2 separate regions of the Homo sapiens genome follow, and region 1 is linked to region 2. Evidence: chromatin loops called from intact Hi-C (ENCODE). Cell type or tissue: PC-3. All regions are shown on one strand. Each heading gives the region's core, and the rest is flanking DNA. Links, peaks and the distances in the headings are about the cores only.

The links. Hi-C counts contacts between places; a loop is a spot of excess contacts. Peaks named below come from ENCODE experiments on the same cell type or tissue, not always from the same donor. Only the 100,000 strongest peaks of a DNase experiment are listed, where the experiment ranks them.
Region 1: a loop joins it to region 2, with 2.1 times the contacts of the local background. A loop is called at or near these places in 6 of 110 quality-filtered maps.

The regions. Positions count from the first base shown.
Region 1 is chr11:94,133,482-94,143,390 of GRCh38, forward strand. All of the region lies in intron 1 of PANX1 (pannexin 1), which reads left to right. Among named protein-coding and RNA genes, the nearest start is that of PANX1, 9.6 kb to the left of the region's middle. RefSeq lists enhancers at 1-251, 2,802-3,096. In PC-3, for the core only: no CTCF peak of the experiment used is centred there; DNase peaks (open chromatin) are centred at 1,860 and 2,720; H3K4me3 peaks cover 1,527 bases; H3K27ac peaks cover 1,739 bases.
Region 2 is chr11:93,933,960-93,943,868 of GRCh38, forward strand. It overlaps the pseudogene LOC101060084. Among named protein-coding and RNA genes, the nearest start is that of HEPHL1, 82 kb to the right of the region's middle. In PC-3, for the core only: no CTCF peak of the experiment used is centred there; a DNase peak (open chromatin) is centred at 5,622; H3K4me3 peaks cover 660 bases; H3K27ac peaks cover 2,500 bases.

The DNA.
Region 1 (9,909 bases), core at 363-2,862, 200 kb after region 2:
AAACCCTCCTGAGGGAGTGGCAAGGAGACTCTTCTGAGTTGTGCCTGGGAGCATTTTGAAGGCTTTTGGACAGTGAGATACTAAGGATTGAATGTAAGAACTAAAATGTGCACCTGTCTGGTTAGGCCTGATACTTCTAGTCAGCCTTTCTAAAATACTGCAGGTGTGCCTCCTCTGAGATTCAGCTGGGTAGGGGGAAAATAAGTGACACACAGCAAAAGACAGTTTAATTGTGAGTTTGGGCTAGAAAGGCTGTGTGGTGGGAGCCAGAGAAGGGAGAATCAGTGGTTTCACCAGCCCTCATTTTTCCTTCCTCTTGTCTTCTACCATGTCTTGCCCTCAACAAGTGCTCCATAGGAATTTAGTGAAGGAAGTGCCAGAGCACACTAGGGAACTCTCCCAGAGTGGCTGTGCTGAGGGAATGGACGGAGTGTTCTGGATAAGGGTCCCAGTTGCTTGGAAGTGCGCCCTCTGAGTGCCATTTAATGATACAAGTGCTGTCCTGGGTCAGGCCTGTCCTGGCCACCTCCCAGACACCTGCCTCTGATGATAGCAGTAAAGGATGCACATCGTCATGATAGGTAAGTTGTCCCACTTGATTTATAAGCTCAGGTTATATTGCGTGTGCCTCAGATTCTTTTTTATGTTATTTTTGTGATGAGGAAGAATCTGTGTTCAGAGTGCAGAATGGTGTACTGTGGAAGAAGGATGAGTGTGATCTGTGTGGCTTGGGTACCCTATGGGTGTCACCTTGTGCAAGCTGCTGGGAGACAGTGCCTTGAGGCCCTTCATTTCTAACACATCTACTCTCAGATGCCTCTAGAAGTGCTGCACATTTCATTGATGGGGGGAGAGGTTTAGGAAATGGCTGGGCGACAGCTTTGTGTAGAATATAAGCATGATTGCATGACGTGACCTTCAAGCTCTGAAATTCTAGAAGTATTTCTCTAAAGTTATGAATTCCCTTAGTGTGCTGCAGTTATGGACTGAATGTTTGTGTCTCCCAACCGCAAAATTCATATGTCGAAGTCCTGATCCCCAATGTGATGCTAATTGGAGATCCCTTTGGGAGGTAATTAGGTTTGGATGAGATTATGAGAGTGGGACCTTCATGATGGGATGCCCTTAGAAAAAGAAGAAATCCCTCTTTCTCTCCCCCCTCCCTCTTCCTCTCCCCCCTCCCTCTTCCTCCTTCTCTCCCTCTTTCCCTCTCTCTCCCACTACCCCCCTTCCTCTCTTCTTCCCTCTTCCTCTCTCCACAAGTGCGGCCACAAGGAAAGGTGTGTGAGCACGCTGGGAGAAGGGGGCCATCTGCAAACTAGGAAAAGAGCTCTCACCAGACACCGAATCTGCTGGTACCTTGATCTTGAACTTCCCAGGCTGTGAGAAAATAACTGTTGTTTAAGCCACCCAGTCTGTGGGATTTTCTTACAGCAGCCTGGTTGAAGACAAAACTATCAACAGACCAGACTCTGAATGGGATTCATGTTTAAGGGGTCTTTTGACAGGGCCTCCTGTGCCCTGCGCTTAGGGCTGTACAAGGCCTGAGGCGTCAGGGGCTGCTTTGATTCCCTGGTGCCTCATGTGGCACATATCCCCTGGGAAGGAGAGCCCGTGTCTCCTGCCAGGATGTTTCTGGCTGGCTGGACCAGGTGGGGAGCTGGGGCAGCCAGTAGTCTACTAGGGAAAGGGTGTCTGGTCAGCCGGGGACCCTGCCTCCCTCACCCACTGACCTCTTAGTGGGCAGCCACCGTTCTGGGTAGAGAAGGACTTAGTCTTTCTGAGTTAGCACTGCTCTTTTGCTATCATTACAGGGCAGGCATTGGGCCAGCCCCAGTGAGTCAAAGGATAGATATAACTGCAGCTGCTTCCAATATAGTTTGCTTGGAGTTCCCCTTTCATTTCCTGCAACTGAGTCAGCGGCTGGGTGGCTTAAGTTATCTGCTCTGTTGTGGCTGAATTTAGACCTGTCTTTGGGAATATCTTCAGGCTGCTTTTTAGCATGTACCAGCTGGCAAAGCAGATCGATTCTTTTCAGGGTTGTCTATCAGAGTGGGCCAATATTTAGGGTCTCATGGCATAGGTCCTATAATAGAACATCTTCAACTCACACTAAACCAAAGAGCCAAGAGAGACTCCTAACCCCTCCAGAAGGATGCATGCTGTCCAGAGAGTCTACTGTTGGATACATGTTTTACTTTGTTAATATTTTTCTTGTACAAGTAGTAGCTAAATACATCATCATGGTAAAGGATTCATAAATCTCTTTCACTATGTGCTGAAGGTAGGTGGACACTTTGTGCAGCCTTATTGCTGTACTTTGTCTGCATTAGCATAACGTGTACACCTTATTTTATTTTTTAAAACAAATCGAGTCATACCATAGTGGCTTGCTTTTTCTCACTTAGTATGTTTGGAGAGCTTTCCGTGCCAGTACATAGGTGTCACCTCACTGTTTTATAATAGAACAGTATTCCATAGCTTAGAATATACTTACAATTCATCTAAGCAGTCCCCTAATGATGGACATTTACTTTCTTTCAAAATTTCTACTCACACATAAAGCTTGTTTGCATGAAAATCTTCGTAAATATTTCTCTCCTCCCAGCATTAAAAGGAAAGGAGACTAGTCGCAGCAGTATCAGTTTCCAGAAGGATGACATCATTTTCCGAATAGTTTTGCATTCCTGCGTTCCTATTTGAAATAAGTGGAAGAAAAAAAAAAACCACTGCCCTGTACACTATCCAGCTCTGACTCCCTCAAAATGTGACTGCATTAGAAGTTTGGAAGAAGCATTTTGATGTGCTCTTGGTTTTAAGAAAGAAAGGGCCTCCTTCAGGGGGTAGAATTGCAACTTTAAGTAGAACTTCATGATACATGTTCTCCTAACACTGTAAGTTTCCTTCCTAACATTTACCATAACTTGAAGTTAGGTAATTACTTGCATACTTATCTGTTGAATACTGTAAGTTCATTTAGGGCAGGGACCATGTGTCCTTAAAACTTGATACATATCGGCCGGGCGCGGTGACTCATGCTTGTAATCCCAGCACTTTGGGAGGCCGACGTGGGCGGATCACGAGGTCAGGAGATCGAGACCACGGTGAAACCCTGTCTCTACTAAAAATACAAAAAATTAGCCAGGTGTGGTGGCGGGCGCCTGTAGTCCCAGCTACTCAGGAGGCTGAGGCAGGAGAATGGCGTGAACCCGGGAGGCGGAGCTTGCAGTGAGCCGAGATCGCGCCACTGCACTCCAGCCTGGGCGACAGAGCGAGACTCCGTCTCAAAAAAAAAGAAAAAAACTTGATACATAGAAGTATTAGGCAGCTCTCACATTGCTATGAAGAAATACCAGAGACTGGGTTATTTTTAAAGAAAAGTTTATGTGGCTCATGGTTTTGTGGGCTGTACAGGAAACCTAGTGGCTTCTGCTTGGCTTCTGGGGAGGCCTCGGGAAACACAGTCATGGCGGAAGGCAAACAGGGAGCAGGCACGTCTTATATGGCAGGAGCAGGAGCAAGAGAGAATGGGGGGAGGTGCTACACATTTCTAGTGGCTCACACCTGTAATCCCAGCACTTTGGGAGGCCAAGGCGAGCGGATCATGAGGTCAAGAGATCGAGACCATCCTGGCCAACGTGATGAAACTCCGTCTCTACTTAAAATACAAAAATTAGCTGGGTGTGGTGGCGCATGCCTGTAGTCCCAGCTACTTGGGAGGCTGAGACAGGAGAATCGCTTGAACGCGGGAGGCAGAGGTTGCAGTGAGCTGAGATCATGCCACTGTACTCCAGCCTGGCGACAGAGCGAGACTCCTTCTCAAAATATATAGACAGATAGATAAAACCTGAAAATAGGCCTTAGGACCTTCATGGACTCTAGGTTTGGATTAGCAACATCCCTTTAAAAAACCATGCAAACACCTTTTTTCTGCAGCTGGTTGCTTTCTTGGATTGCTTCCTTGTCAAACCCCTAACTGAGGCAGCGAGAGCTTGGTCCAAAGTGGAGAAAGGGAGGCAATTTGGGGGCATTTGCCCTGGCTAAGCTAGGAACTCTGGGCGAGGCAGGCCCCGCTGCATGCTGTGGGGTTTCTGGGGGCAGCAGGGAGACATTAGTTACTTGGGGAGAAGGGGGCCTAAAGAGAATCTACCATCTGCTTGGTACCAGGCACACCTAGTTCTGTGGGGGGTGAAAGGGGTGGTGGGGAGGGGACGCTGTTGTTTTTTAATAAATTCTCTATAAAGCTCACACTCCTTTTTAAAATATAAATATTTATATATGTATATTATATCATTATAAAGATAAAACTTACTGTAGAAAATATGGAAAATACAGAAGAGAAAATAGCAGTACATCTATAATACTACCAGGGATAACTACTATTCTTGAAAAACCAAACACTAAGTCAAGGCCATGTTACCATGTTCCTAAATTGTTGTACATGATTTTTTTTGTTGGCAGTGACATGGAATGTTGTGCACGTGTCAAAATTTAACTGTTTCACAAGTTTTGTAATATAAATAGCATTGTGAAGAACACTCCTGTACATAATAAACCACCTCTCTAAAGATCTCAGTATTTCAAGTGATTGTATAATTCTAATTACAAGGTCAAAGTATACATAGACATTTTTAAGATTTGACTGGTGTGGTTGGGTTGCCCTCTGGATAGACCCCCAATGGATACTTCTCCCCGCAGCTGAAGGAGTGGCTTTCCCCACAGCTGGCAAAAGTTAGTGGATTATCGTCCACAGCTTAATAGGTGAACAAAGGTGTGCCATTGTTTTAAGTCGCATTTATTCAGTTACGGCATTGAATGTTTTTTCGTATGTATTTTTTCCATTTATATAATTCTGTGAATTGTCTGTTCTTATCTTTTGCTTATTTTTCCAAGGGGATGTTGGTTTCTCAATGGGTTTTATTAACTATTTCTATGTTTCAAATATTTTCTAGCTAGCCTTTATTGTATTTTCTTTTCCGGTTGTCCGTTTCCTTTGAATTCTGTTTATGTTAAGCATTTTTGTTTTTTAATTTTTAATTTTTGTTGGTATGTAAAGGTATATATTCATGGGGTATGTGAGATATTTTGACACAGGCATACAATGTGTAATAATCACATCAGGAGAAATTGGGTATCCATCTCCTCAAGTATTTATCCTTCGTTACAAACAATCCAGTTGTACTCTTTCAGTTATCTTAAAATGTAAAATTAAATTATTATTGACTACAGTCACTCTATTGTGCCATCAAATACTGGATCTTATTCATTCTATTTTTATGCCCATTAACCATCCCCATTTCCCCTGACAGCCATCCCTCAGTAACCTTTACAGTATAAGTTTTGATAAGCAGAAGTTATTTTAAGTCATCAAAACTACCCATCTTTTAATTATTTCTTCAGTTGCATTATGATTAGACTGTCATAGCCCATCCTTAGGTCTATCAGTTTTTTAAAATGATCTTTAATGATTTTATTTGAACATTTACCTCTACAGTCTGTTTTGTTCTTTTGGTGCTATAAGTCAAGACTCTAGCTGATAATCCCCCCATTGTCATTTATTGAGGAACCCGTTCGTTATTCATTGATCCTTGATGATTTCCCAATCATATAGTCAACTCAAGTAAGTGAGCCTATTTTTGGGCTGTTTATATTGTTCCACTGGTCTATTAATTTTCATGAAAATACCAGACCATCCATTTTGTCACTGCTTTCATACTGGCTTGTTTTTAGATGTGAGTAGATACCTAGGTAAATTAAAGTTATAAAATATTAGAATCATGACAGGGAAACTGAAGCTCAGCAATCTAAGTGAGTGACTTGCTTGGCACCAATTGTCACATCGCCTTAGCAGATTAATTTCTCATAATATATCAGATATTTAAAAGGCTCTTGAATTATAGGAAGAGCATCATTATCAGCAGGATCCTTACTGGAAACTTGTCAGGCTATCTCACTATTGGACCTTTTAAAATATTGTAGTTATGAGGAACACTATTTTGATATATAATAAATATTTATTTGGTCTTTGGTTTCCCAGCACTCTGCTGATGAGGTCACTGATGGCAGTGGTCTCCTGGATAGCCTTGTGAGCCAGGCTTGTTGCCAAGGGAACCAACTATGTGATTAGAGGGTTGAGACTCTCAGCCCCAACCCCTGACCTCACGGGAGGGGAGAGGGCCTGAAGCCTGAGTTGATCACTAGTGGCTCATGATCTAATCAACCATGCCTGCATAGAAACCCAGGGAGAGGGTTCCGAGGGCATCCACGTTACATCCACGCTGGGAGGGTTGTGCATCCCAACTCCATGGGGACAGAAGCTCCTTCACTCAGGACCCTTCTGAACCTCGCTCTGTGTATCTCTTTACCTGTCTGTTCATTTGTATCCTTTAAAAGATCCTTTTTCGTAAATTGCCAATAGTAAGTAAAGGGTTTGCCTTAGTTTGTAAGTCACTCTAGCAAATGAATGAACCATAGGAAGGGGTTGTAGGAATCCTCAATTTATAGCTGGTTGGTCAGAAGTTCTATTACTGCTGTTCTTGTAATTGTGGGAAGCTGTAATAAATAATGGATGGGCTAAATAGAGTAGAAATGCTTTGAAAAAGATTACAACTTCCAGATCGGTTCAGAAAGTGGTGAATATTTCAGTATGAAGGATAAATAGGCTATACATGGACTTGGTGCTTCAGCTAATGAGACAGGCCCATTCATGGGTACCCCATGGCTGTCCTGGGGTGCTCACTGCATCAGCCCCAGGAGGTCCCCTCACCTTACTGCTGGTGTGGCAGTGGAGGGAGTTTTCCAGGTTAATTTTAATTTGCCAAATGTCTATATATGTCGAAGTTCAGACAGTAAGAGGAAACATTAAAGCCCTGCCCTTTTTTATGGACACACCTCAATCTCAGTTTCTTCCCCAGAGGTAACTACTGTTCCTGTTTAGTGCATATTCTTTTACAGTGCTCATTTTTTTGCAGTTTGCTCATTTATCTTTAATATGTCCCAGAGATATCTTCATGTTAGTGCATGCAGATCTGCCTCATCTTTTTAAATGTGCCACAATTTTCCATCATGTGACTATACCTCAATTCATTTAACCGTCTGTTTATGGGCTAGTATGTTCATTCCACTTTTTCCTACTACAAACAGTGGTTTAATGAACATCCTTGCATGTGCTTCTTTGTGCAGAATGTGTTTCTCTAGAGCCGTGGTTCTCAAACATTTTGGTCTTAGGACCCCTTTACACCCTTAAAATTTCTTGAGAATTCCAAAGAGATTTTGTTGTCTATTGGTATTTATCATATTAGAAATTAAAACTGACAGACTTAAAAATATTTATTAATTGATTTAAAGTAAACCCATTACATGTTCAGGTATAACATATTTTTATGAAAAATAATTATAAAACAAAAACTTAGTAATAAGAATAGCATTATTTTCTATTTTTGAAAATCTACTTAATATTTCATTTCATAGTAGATGACTGGATTCTGGATTCTCATTCATTATGTTGTAATATCCCACATCAGTAGCCCCCAAAACTGCACTGCATACACTCATGAGAGAACGAGAGTAGAAAGGTAAGTAACAACGTAGTATCGTGAACATAGTTTTAATGTCGTGAACCTCCTGAAAAGGTCTCAGGTTTCAGGGTTTCCAGACCACATTTTGAGAACCGTTGTTCTAGTGGGGTTTGAAATCAGAGGGACAAAAGTTGTGCACATTTTAAATTTAAAAGACACTTTCAACTGCCTTCCAGAATACCAGTTTACACTCCCATCACCAATATAGGCCAACCCCGCCCTACTTCTTTACCAATGTTTAATACTTTCAGAGTTTTAAATTTGCCAATCTTAATGGTTAAAATGCCATCTCATTGTTTTAGCTTGTAGTTCCCTATTTACACTGGGATTTCATGAGACACACATTTCTGGGCTCACTGTGACACTTGGCGGTGTCTGGTGACTGCCCCCTCCCTCCCCAGTGCCCACCTTTTTCTTTGGCCTGGGATGTTTGATCCTAGAGAGACTGACAGGTCTCCGCTTGTTTTCCTTGGCTTATGAAATACCCCTTCCTTCTGAAATCCATCTTAACTATTTTTTAATTAATTTTTTTAAGCTAAAATGTTTTTTTCAAAAAACCCTAGTTGTTTCACTTCTGAGCCCTCTGTTTCCTGTTTACATTTAGTCAACTAGCAAATATTATTTATTAGGAAATGTGAATAATGATTAAGGCATGAGTTATAAAGCCAGACTTCCTGGGTTCCAATTCTGGCATGGCACACATTGACTGTGAGACCTTGGACAAGTTACAGAATTTCTCAGTGCCTAGCCTCCTTGTCAGTAAATGGGGCAGTAATAGAATTCTCACCTGTGTCACAGGGTGAGAATTAAATAAATTAGCGCTCGAAGCACTGGAACGGTGTCTGGTACGTAGGAAGCACTCAGCGCAGGTTAGCTGCTAAACATCCCCTAATCCTGTTTTGGCCCTTTGACAGGTGACGACCTGGGGCTGCTGGGGTTGGGGAATGTGTCTGGGGCACACAGAGTGGGGCTAGAGTGCATTGCTCTTTCCAGAGCCTGGGTTCTCAGGCACTGCTGTGTGCTCTCTGCCCCTTCCTGTCGTGTGTCTGCGGGACACAGGACTGCGTGGGGCAAGCTCACAGCCCAGCTCAGAAGCTGCTGGTTTGTGCTGGGTCTCCGGCTCTGCTGCCCTAGGATTATCTTCCCTACCCCTTGGATTCCTGCTGGGGAGGGTGCCTAGTCTGTTAAGCGCCACCACCAACCTCACCCTCAGTTCAGCACTGCAGCCTCAGCTGGTCATTAGGAACATGGGTGTATGGATTATAGTACCACTGGGGACTTGAAAACACAAAACACAGCTCCTCACCCTCACCTACCAAGCCCTCCTTGCCTTTACTCATAAATTTAAGTCTGGACTTCCCAGTCTGTCACCCCAGGATGTCCTTTATCTGACCCCAGCTTGACTGTGTGCTCCAGACACAGTGGTCTGCTTCCTGTCTTAAATGGGCTGTCAGCTTTAAGGACTCAGTGTTTTCTTGCGCTGTTTTCCAAGCCTAGGTTCCCTTCTCTCCTCCTTTGAGTACGAACATTTGTCATGGTTCAGTCATTACCCTTATGTGATTTGTTTTCATCTACAATAATTGGTGGTTTATATCCTTGGCTGCCTCCACTGGACTGTAAGCCCTTGGAGGGCTGAGACCAAGTCTTCTTTATCTTTGAATCCCTTGCATTGCATATGGTACCATGTACATAATAGCCCAGTGAATGCTTTTTGGGTTAAGCGCCACACAGTTGAGCTGAGTGCCTTAGGGAGAATACCTGTGCTCTGTTGCCCCGTGTAGAAACGGGAAGAATGGAGCCCTGGGGAGGGCGTGCTCCTGGTATAAAGGCCATGTGGCATTAAATACCCAGCTCTGATGAAAAAGTGTGGATGTCCCTTTTCTTTTTTGAGGTTCCTTGAAAAAGTGTTTGCCACTCTAGCATCTGCATCTGTCATGAGTTTTTGTCTATTTAGAATGCCCTTGTTTGCAAAGAGATCTCATGACCAGTTGTCTACATAATAGTAACAGTCATTGTAAGTCCTTTTCATGTTGCCAGAGTCACTAATCTTTGTTTCAGTACTGAATTTAAACACTCAAGGCCTTGTCCTACACAAAAGGGTTTCTTTGTCGCAAGAACTACAAAATCCAGCTTTTAAAAGGCATCTTTGAGGGAGAGATGATGCAGAAGGACTTAATGAAGTTGGATCTAGTTTCAGGCTGTGGCCCCTTTAAATCTAAGATCCCAGTTATCCAAGGAGGCCTGCTTTCATGATGTGTTTGCTCTAGTATTGTAGAGGATAAGACAGATGGGTAAACAAATAAATATGAAATTCATGATAAGTGCATGGAAG
Region 2 (9,909 bases), core at 4,220-6,719:
ATTTATTCTATAATCCAGATTTACATTTCCATCCCAACCTTTCCCCTACTTTCCAGACACACATTACCAACTGCCTATGTATCATTTCTCCATGGATGCAATAGGATCTCAGACTTGACATTCCTGAAACCCAACTTTTCATCACTCTCCCAATCTCTAAGCCTGCTTCTCCTCCACGATCCTCCATCTCTTTAAATGGTGCCGCAATTCGTCTAGATGCCCATGTCAAAAAGCCTTGGAATCATCCTTGACCTTCACCTCTCACATCTAAATCATCTGTAAACCCTATGGGTTCTACCTTCAAAGTATATCCAGAACCTAACGTTTTCTCACCTCCTCCATTGCTCCACCCTACCTTACCTGGATTACTTTAGTAGTGTCCTAACTGGTCTTGTGTTTCCACTGTTGGCATCCTTCATTCTATTCTCCACAGAATAGCCAGACTGGGCTTTTAAAACTGTAAATCAGAGAAGTAGAAACAAACATGGTGAACCCTATGGTTACCCCAGACTGCTGCCTGGGAGCACTTTCTGAACTATAGTGTGGGAAGGGAGAATCCAAGCAGTCTTACTGAGCTGAGGAGAGATTGAAGTTTGAAGAGGCTGAAGCAGCTACAATTTGCAAGGCAGACTAATGAGGAGGAGAATTAAGCCACACAGAGCAAGAAATTGCATAGTGGTCTCCTTGAGTGTGTTGCTGAATAACAAACTATGCCCTCACAGAATATAATTCCAAGAGGCCAGGCAAAGAATGACTGGAGTCCTAGAATCTGAATAATTTCCAGAGCTTACATAGGGCTAGAAGATGGTTGTGTTCTAATCAGCAAAGGGCAAGTACTATTGAATTCCTGGTGCGTTCAGTGAAGACTTCAAAAGTACGATGCCTTAGTTGTGGGGCTGTCCCAGCCCTAGAGTATAGGTTCCTTTCAATACCCTCTAACAAAACTTAACAACAAGACTCAAAAGGATGAGGCTGGACTTCAAGTGACTTGCCTACCTGCCAGGAAAATAATGACTCTTTTTATAGAGCAAAATTCAACACTCAACAATCTAGCTTCCAGATGAAAACTACTAGACGTGCCAAAAATAGGAAAATGTGAACCAGAGCTCTTTTAGGGCCTTTGTATTTGGTCTTCTCTCAGCTGAGAACTCTCTTCCCTCAGATGTCTGTCTGCACAACACCTCAATTCATTTGAGTATCTATTCAAATATTTTCCTTAGAGAAGCCTTCTCTGATATATAAAATTATCACCATCTGTCAATCTTAATTCCCTCCTGCTATTTTTTCTTATTCATAGCATTTAGTCATTAGATTGTAAATCTCTTTGATATGTATTTGTTTGACATGTACTGTATGTAATGTGCACTCAGAAACACTTATTGCGTGATTGAATGAATATAAAACAATATTTAGTTTTCTTTGGGTAAGGCTAAACATTTACGTTACCTAAATTTCTAGTAAATGCCACCAGAATTTGTGTGTGTGTGTGTGTGTGTGTGTGTGTGTTTTAAAACTGAATTTATTTCCTTCTCCTAGACTTCTACTCTTTCTGGCTTACCTGTATTAGTAGCATCTCCAGCCAACTCCTTCTTTATCTTGCTTTCCAGTCAGCCATCACCCTTGCCAGTTCTGCTTCTGTAAGATCTGTCAGTCTCTCCAAAACCAACCACTTTACTTCCCTACTTACAACTATTGCCTCTTCACAATAAAGTCTGACATCCTTAACATCACAAGCATAGGATGGCATGGCTTTGCATGTATTCTGTGTATTGCTAGCTGGCTGAGGTGATGGAAAAACAGAGTAAAGGCATCCCATTGACTGTGGGTTGTCATTCTCTCTTGTCCTTTGGCCTCTTATGGCTAAACTGAACATTCTATAAAGGAAGAAATCCAGGCTAACAATGACAGTACAGTGTACTAAGTGCCATCGTAAAGTCAATACTGAATGTTCCACAGGAAGCAAAGAAAAAGATGCTTGACTATGATTGGCAGGGAGACGTTGGAGGAAATGATGCTCACGGCAAACCTTAAGGGATGAGCAGGAGCTTAGCAGGTGGTCAAGGTGAGAAACCGGCATTCTGGGCTGAACAAACAGCATAGTGCAGGTGTACAGAGGTGTCAGATGACAGGGTTTTATATGCCCTGCAGGTGAATCTAGATATATTCTGAGGGCAGTGAGGAATCACTGCAGGGTTTTAGAATCAGATTTATGTGCTTCAAGAATACTTTGGCAACAATTTTTTGGATGGCTTTAGCGGGGGACTGGAGGTAGAAAACCATTAGGAGACCACTGCAATAGTCCAGGCAAGAGACAAAGGGCAGAAATAATACCACTAGCTAACATTATTTTGAGCTATGTGCCAGGCACATAGTAGGTTCTCATTTTGTTTAATTTCATTTTATCCTAACATTCCTATGAGGTGGAGAAACTGAGCAGTTTGCCCACAGTCACACAGTGAGTGGTGAAGCTGAGTCAGAAATTCAGGTAATGACCCCAGAGCTTGTGGTCCAAACAGCACAGAGGATGGATTTTAGAGTGTTTAGGGACATTAAGTAATTAAAGGATAAGATCTCATTTCCCTCCCAGAACAGTCTAGCTCAGAGTCCTTAGTTTGGCTTGTGGGAGATTCATTAGGGGCCAACCCACCTTCCCTGGGGATAGAGCACGTAAGTCAGGCCATGAGGGCTGTGGCTGGGCTGGTTTGTTTCCTCTGAGCTTTGCTTGCTTTGCTCTGCTGGATTTGAATTATGAGAGTGACTGGCAGGCTGATGCCAGCATGATGCGTGAAAAACACTCTCCAAATTGGAAAGAATTTTCCTTCTGGGCTAAGCTGAGAGCACATGTTGCTCATTGGCAGATCCTGAAAATCCCAGCATTCAGAGATTTACCAGCGTTCTCTGTAAAGCAAAGCAGATGCCTCTGTGTCTGTCCTGTGAAGGGCTATGTGAGAGGAAAATGAGTTCCCATGCCTTACCTGCTCACCAACAACGTAGGTTTTAAAGGCAAAGGAACAAAAAGAGTTCAAGTTTGTATCTCCCAGATCATTTCTACCTAATAGAAATGTGAGTTAATTGTAAGCTTTAAACTTAGACACACTCATTGCCTATTAGGGGTGACTATTTTATTACACATTGTTTGTCAAAAGAGATGCATTTCTATTCCTTTTGCAGTCGAATGAGGCAGGAGCAAGGCAAGCAGGTAACCTTGCTCTTTGAGGATTCCTGCAACTGTCTGAGAAAGCTTTGGCAGTTCTGGTGTGCACGCGACTGACATGCAGGTCTCTTGAGCGTGATGACATTTTTGGGACCTACCTTCTAGAACCTACTGGATTTGCTGTGTCTTGCAGCATAAGTTCACTGCCTCTCTAACTAAATAAAAGTTAAATAAATAGTTAAAATTTAAAACTTGACAGGGTGCAGTGGCTCATGCCTGTAATCCCAGCACTTTGGGAGGCTGAGGCGGGAGGATTGCTTGAGCTCAGGAGTTTGAGACCAGCCTGAGCAACACAGAGAGACCCCATCTCTACAAAAAGTAAAAAGAAAAAAAAATTAGCTGGGCATGGTGGTGTGCACCTGTGGTCCCAGCTACTTGGGAAGCTGATGTGGGAGAATTGCTTGAGATCGAGAGGTGGAGGTTGCAGTGAGCCAATATCGTGTCACTGCACTCCAGCCTGGGTGACAGAGTGAGATCCTGTCTCAAAAAATAAAAGAATAAAAAATTAAAATTAAAATTAAAAAAATTAAAACTTACAAAAAGTTTCATTGATGGCGTTTTCATCATGTTTAAACTTCCGGATCTCAAAGAAGTTAGGTGTCTGATCAAAGCCACCTTATTTGAGAGGTCTTCCTGACCACTGAACACAAGCACCAATATTCCTTGGGCCTTCTCACACCAGTACTCTTTAACTCAGTTGTCCTTATTGATTTTTCTTCAGGACACATATCAGCACCTAATAAATATGTTGTTTGTCATCCATTTCTCCTTATAAAATAAAAACTACATGGGGGCAGGGACTTGATTTTGTTCACTGCTCTATGCTCAGTATCTAGAATGGTTCTTGGCACATAGTAGATGCTCAACAAATATTTATGGAATGATTGAATAAGTAAACTCCTAGTCTATTTCCAACAATAGTCTAATGTGTATTTAGAGTTCATGCTGATCCTCAAGTTGCATACTCAAAATCTTTGCATTTTACTCATCTCTTTCTCATATCTAGCTGACTGCTGTACATTGCAAAGTTATAGCACTTCTCACATGTGGCAGAATTTTCTTTGATTTTGAGAATCATTTGTATTGTCAAATGCCTCAGACATTAGGATGTATAGTATTTGTTCTTTCCTTATCACTTTCAACCTCCTTTTTAATGGCTACTTTTGTTTCCATTGTAAGGATGCTCTTCTTAATTGTTGTAGTAGCATTTTGGGAGGTCAAGGCAGAGGATCACAGGAGCCCAGGAGTTCGAGACCAGCCTGGGCAACATAGTCAGACCTCATCTCTGCTAAAAATTTAAAAAATTAGCTGGTCATCATGGTGCATTTCTGTAGTCCCAGTTAGTAGGTGGCTGAGGCAGGAGGAGCGCTTGAGTCTGGGAGGTCAAGGCTACAGTGAGCCATGGTTGTGCCACTGGACTCCAGCCTGGGTGACAGAGCAAGACCCTGTCTCCAGGAAAAAAAAATTAGTTATGGTAAATCCTTACAACCATCCTAGCGTAGGGAATGTGCCCTTACAATATGGTGGAGGGCAAAAGGATGCTCATACCATGTTTGGGTCAAGGGCACTTTGGCACCAGGGTTCAGCTTAGCTTTGTGTGAGTGTTCATCCATTGAAATTCACAGGTAGAAGGGCTTCTCTACTCCCAGGTCTGCCTGTGTTACCCCACTGTCCCAGTCACTGGCCCCCTTAGGGTGGCTCTCAGAGGCCCTGCCAGCTCCTGCTTCCTCCCTTTGCCCCTGCTGTTCCTTCTGCCTGGACAACCTCTCTTTCCCACGTATCCAGTTCAAGTCCCTGTTGTCCAAAGCCCTTCCCTTACTGCTCCAACCACATCACGGTACCCTCGAATTCCTTTCTCTGTACTGGTCTTTCTCTCTTCATCTAAGTGACCAGCAGTGAAATTCCACAGAAGAAACCTTTGACTTGGAGTCAAAAGTTCAGATTTGAGCCTTGTATCTGCCTCATATCAGACAGCCATCTCTGAGCCTCAATTTCCTCCTCAGTAAATTCTGACAACTATTTGCACTTGGAAGACATGACAAGGCCGTTTCAGGGTCAGGTATGATCATGTAGGAAATAAGCTTTGGAGATGATTCAGCGTATGCAAAGATCCCAGACATAATCATTATAGGATTTTTTATGCTTCATCTAGAACAGCGTGGCCCTTACTAAGAACATATAAATCCCAGTGATGCTGGTGGCAAGTGACAGAGTACATTTTAACTACAGTTGCAAAATGAAATCCTGCTCAGAACTGGCTTTGTTCCCTTTTGGGATTTCCACATTTGGGAAAGGGTGATCAAAGAGAGGAAGAGAAAAAGAAGGAAGCTGACGTTTTACAGAGCTGTGCATTCAGTTTGTGTAAGCTACTTTGGATAATCACATTTCCTGATTGCCTTTGTGGGTTTGGAACATTCAGTCATTTGTTCTTACGTTTAGTCATCCACTGAACATTTATTGAGAGTTTATTATGCCCTGGGCACTGTGGATACAGAGATGAATAAGGAGATGAATAAGGCACATGCCTGCAACCCAGCCAGGTTGAGGGAGCTGGCATGTGACCAACAAGATGGATGCAGCAATTAAGATATGTCTAGGGAACAGAAGGGGCACCTAGCTCAAACCAGGGACCAGCAATTATTCTCAGGGCATTGTTTGCATGGAAGGTAAGACGGCATACACTGGGCATATGACTGCATGTAGTAGGGTAAGAAAACATCCAATACAAAGGAATCCATTAGATGACATGGCTGTATTCCTGAACTCATGTTCTCAGCCACTCTACAGCCAAATATTAGCCTGTCAGGGGTCTGATGGCGTGGTGCGTTTCCATGACGTAATTTCTTTAGACCACTCTCAGCATACTGCCTTGGAGGAAGGGGCCAAATCAGTGTCCCTCACATAAAGGGCCCTGTGTTTCTCCACTGTGTTTTGCTCACTCTAGCCATCTGTGGGTAGGGCCACTGCTCAGACAGTGATACTCAGACACAGGAAGACTTGGTTGAGTCTCTCTCTATTTTTGAATGATTTCAGGTTTCCTAGACTTCTGCTTGAGTAGACTGGGAAACTCAAAGCCTTAGTCAAGGAAACCAATTTTTTTTCTTTTTCTTTTTTAATTAGCTTTTTATTTTAGAATTACAAAAATGTTGCAAAGATAGCACAGGGAGTTTCCATATACCCCTCACCCAGTTTTCCCTTACTGTGAGCATCAGACATTACCACTTGTCACAACTAAGAAATCAGCGTTGGAATATTTCTATTACCTGAATTCCACATTTTATTCACATTTCACCAGTTTTCCCACTAATGTTCTTTCCTGTTCCAGGATCCCATCCAGGATATCACATTATGCTTAATTGTCATGTCTCCTTAGGTTCCTTTAGGCTATGACAGTTTCCCAGCTTGTCCTTGTTTTTGATGACCTTGACAGTTTTGAGGAGTGCTGGTCAGATGTTTTGTAGAATGTCCCTCCATTGGGTTTGTCTGATGTTTTTCTCATAGCTAGACTGGGGTCATGGGTTTTGGGAGGAAGACCACAGAGGTGAAGCTAACATAGTTGTATTCCATTCACATCATTTCAGTGGTACATGCTATCAACATGGCATTGCTACGGATGTTAATCTTTATCACCTGGCCTAGGTGGACCTTTCTAGTTTTTGTCACTGTAAAATGACTTTCCTCCCACTTTCTATACTCTCATTCTTTAGAAGTGAGTCATTAGGTGCACTCCATACTCAAAGGGATGGGGGAATTAAATTCTATTTCCTAGGAATCTACATAAATTATTTGGAATTCTTCTGTGAGGAAGATTAGCCTTCCCATTTATTATTTATGTAATTATGTACTTATATCAGTATGCAGTTATAAATATTTATTTTATATTTATTTACACATAACATTGCTTTATCTGTTTTGTTGCTCAAATGGTTTCTGCTTTGGCCATGGGGAGATACTTTAGGTTGACCTCTGTTTCCTTTTGGCATGCCCCCACCCTTTTGGTTTTTGAGCACTTCCTTACTTTCAGACACAAGATGCTTCAAGCTCATCTTGTATTCTTCATCCCCATCTACAAAGATCTGTTTTTCACTCCCATGACATTTCTGACACCAACTGTGTGTTTTTTTCTTCCCTACTCTAACCAGTTCTCTAACACTAGCAAAGGTGCCCCACAATTCAGTTCGGTTCTGACACTATCTACTTGGAGTTAGAGTCAGATTCTGAAGTTCAAGGCTCAGTCCACAAGGCTTCCTCCACTTCAAACACCAATTGCAAGTCCAGGCCTCCTGTACTTCTGACTAACCTGCTATAAATTGGGGGTTCCCACCACTCTGTCCTCTGAGCCACCTTCACGGCTTGTCTCATTAAGCTTCTGAGGGCCTCCTGAGGAATCCAGCTGAATAGTGTTCAGCTTTTTGGTTATTATTTGCCACTTAGCAGTTTTTAAGATCAGAGATATGATCTAGTGCCACCACAGGAGATTTGCTTTGGGAAAGAGTCTATGAGATGTAGCTGTGGCTGGTGAAAAAGCACTGGCCAAGTCTAGAACTATATAAAAAGGGTTATGTACCATAACCAAATGGAACTTATCCCTGGACAGACCTCCGGGAAAACAGTTTACTCACTATTGTCAGTTTATTATAAAGGCTACAACTCAGGAAGAGCAGCATAGATGCAGAAGGCAAGGCATGAAGATGGGGGTGCGAGGCTTCCATGCACTCCCCAAGCTGCACCTTGATGTGTTCACCAGCCCAGGAGCTCTCTGAACCCAGTTGAAAAAACTGTTTTTTTTCAACCCAGGTTTTTTCTGCAGTCTCTATTTTGTAGGCATGATCTATTACATCATTGGTCACTGGTGATTAATCAATCTCCAGCCCTGGAGGTCAGAGGGTGTGGCTGAAAATTTCAACCATCTAATCACTGGCTGATCTTCTGGTAACCAGTTCCCATCCTGAAGCTATGTATGGGCCCACCAAGAGATACCTCATCAGCATAAACTCAAGTATGGTTAAAAGGGGCTTCTGAGGAAAAGTAAATGATGCTCCTCTCACTCCTGTCACTCAGGAAATTCCAAGCGTTTTAGACTCTCTTGTGTCAGGAACCAGGAACAAATACCAAATATTATTTAAAAAGGCACTCTTCTCACCCCATCACTTAGGAAACTTTAAGGGTTTAGGAGCTCTGTGCTAGGAACCTGGGATGAAGGCCAAATATATATTTCTTATTATGTCACAATATTACACCATCGCTAGAATCAAGATTGTGTTCTTCAAGGAGTCCTGGTTTTTTTTTTTTTTTTTTTGGAGAATGGCAGTAGAGTTCAAGATTTTGGCTCTGGGTATGCTCATTGGTACTGAGGTATAACTGTTTCTAGTTTTTGCAGCAGACAGAGCTAGGAAATATAGGTATGTATGTATAATCATGCATACACACATATATATATTTCTATATCTATCCATCTGTATCTATGTTAAGCTAAATGTGAGTTTAGATTGATGTCTCTGACTCTGATCTATCACCACATGGACTCCTTCTAGCCTTGTCTCTGCTTATCTGTAACTTCTTCTTCTAACAGTGAGAACACTGGCTCTCACCATCCATCATTCAACCCTAGTATACATGTATAGCAATTTCATAATTCTTAACTTATACCCCTGTGAGAAGCAACTTTAAAGTACAGTGTTTGTATACAATTTCCTTTGTCTCTAGCCTTACAATTTCCAACATTTTCCAAATTTTCAAAGCCAAAACATAATTTTCCAAATTTTCTAAAGCTACTTATATTAGCTTTAATTTTCCCCCCACTCCCTACTGTGCATCTGCCTCTTTTAAAATTATTTTCTACCCACTTGGCTTGAAAGAAATACTGGATGTTGGTTTGTCAATGCGCCTTTGAACCATGATATTTCCCTCAAGTCAGTGTCACGACTGTAAGAGCCTTTCACCAGGCTTGGCAGACAGATGAATCTTTTAGATAATTTTGCTTAATTAGAAAAATCATATGTTTATAAAAGTCATTTTTGCTTATTCTAGACAACATGGGAATTTTTATACTATGCACACAGTGTATAGGGTAAAATGGAAAGATTTTTCAAATGCACTAATGAAAGATATTCTTAACACTTCCAACAGCACATGTATCACATTATAGGCACACTGTTGTATCCCGATATAAAATTGTTATAAACATACAGAATGAGAGTTGGAAAACAATATCAGTCAACTCTGGTCTGGAAAACATGTGGTTTCTTTTGAGTGTTAAATTAAACTAAATTTGACCTGAGGATGTCTCCATACAGGAGTCTTCACATAACAAACTGCAGCCTAACTTCATACATAAACTAACTGGAAGCCTAATTTAGGAATATACTTTTGTAACATATAGCTGAGTCTCAGCCAATCATAGCAGCTGAGAGCTTCATTCAATCACAGGCGGTCAATTGTTCAGACCAAGTTCAAATAAGGCAAACCCCAAGCAGTAACCAATCAGGCTGTCTCTATACCTCACTTCCATTTCTGTACCTCATTTGTATTTTCTGTTCGTCAGTGCTGTCTGATCACGTGGCAGGTTGGAGTCCTTTGAACTTGTTCTGGTTCTGAGAGCTGCCTGATTCTAGAATGATGAATTAAGATCTTTAAATTTTGTCTTTTTAATGAGAGTAAGGAATTTTAAAAGATGAGATATGCTTAAAGACACA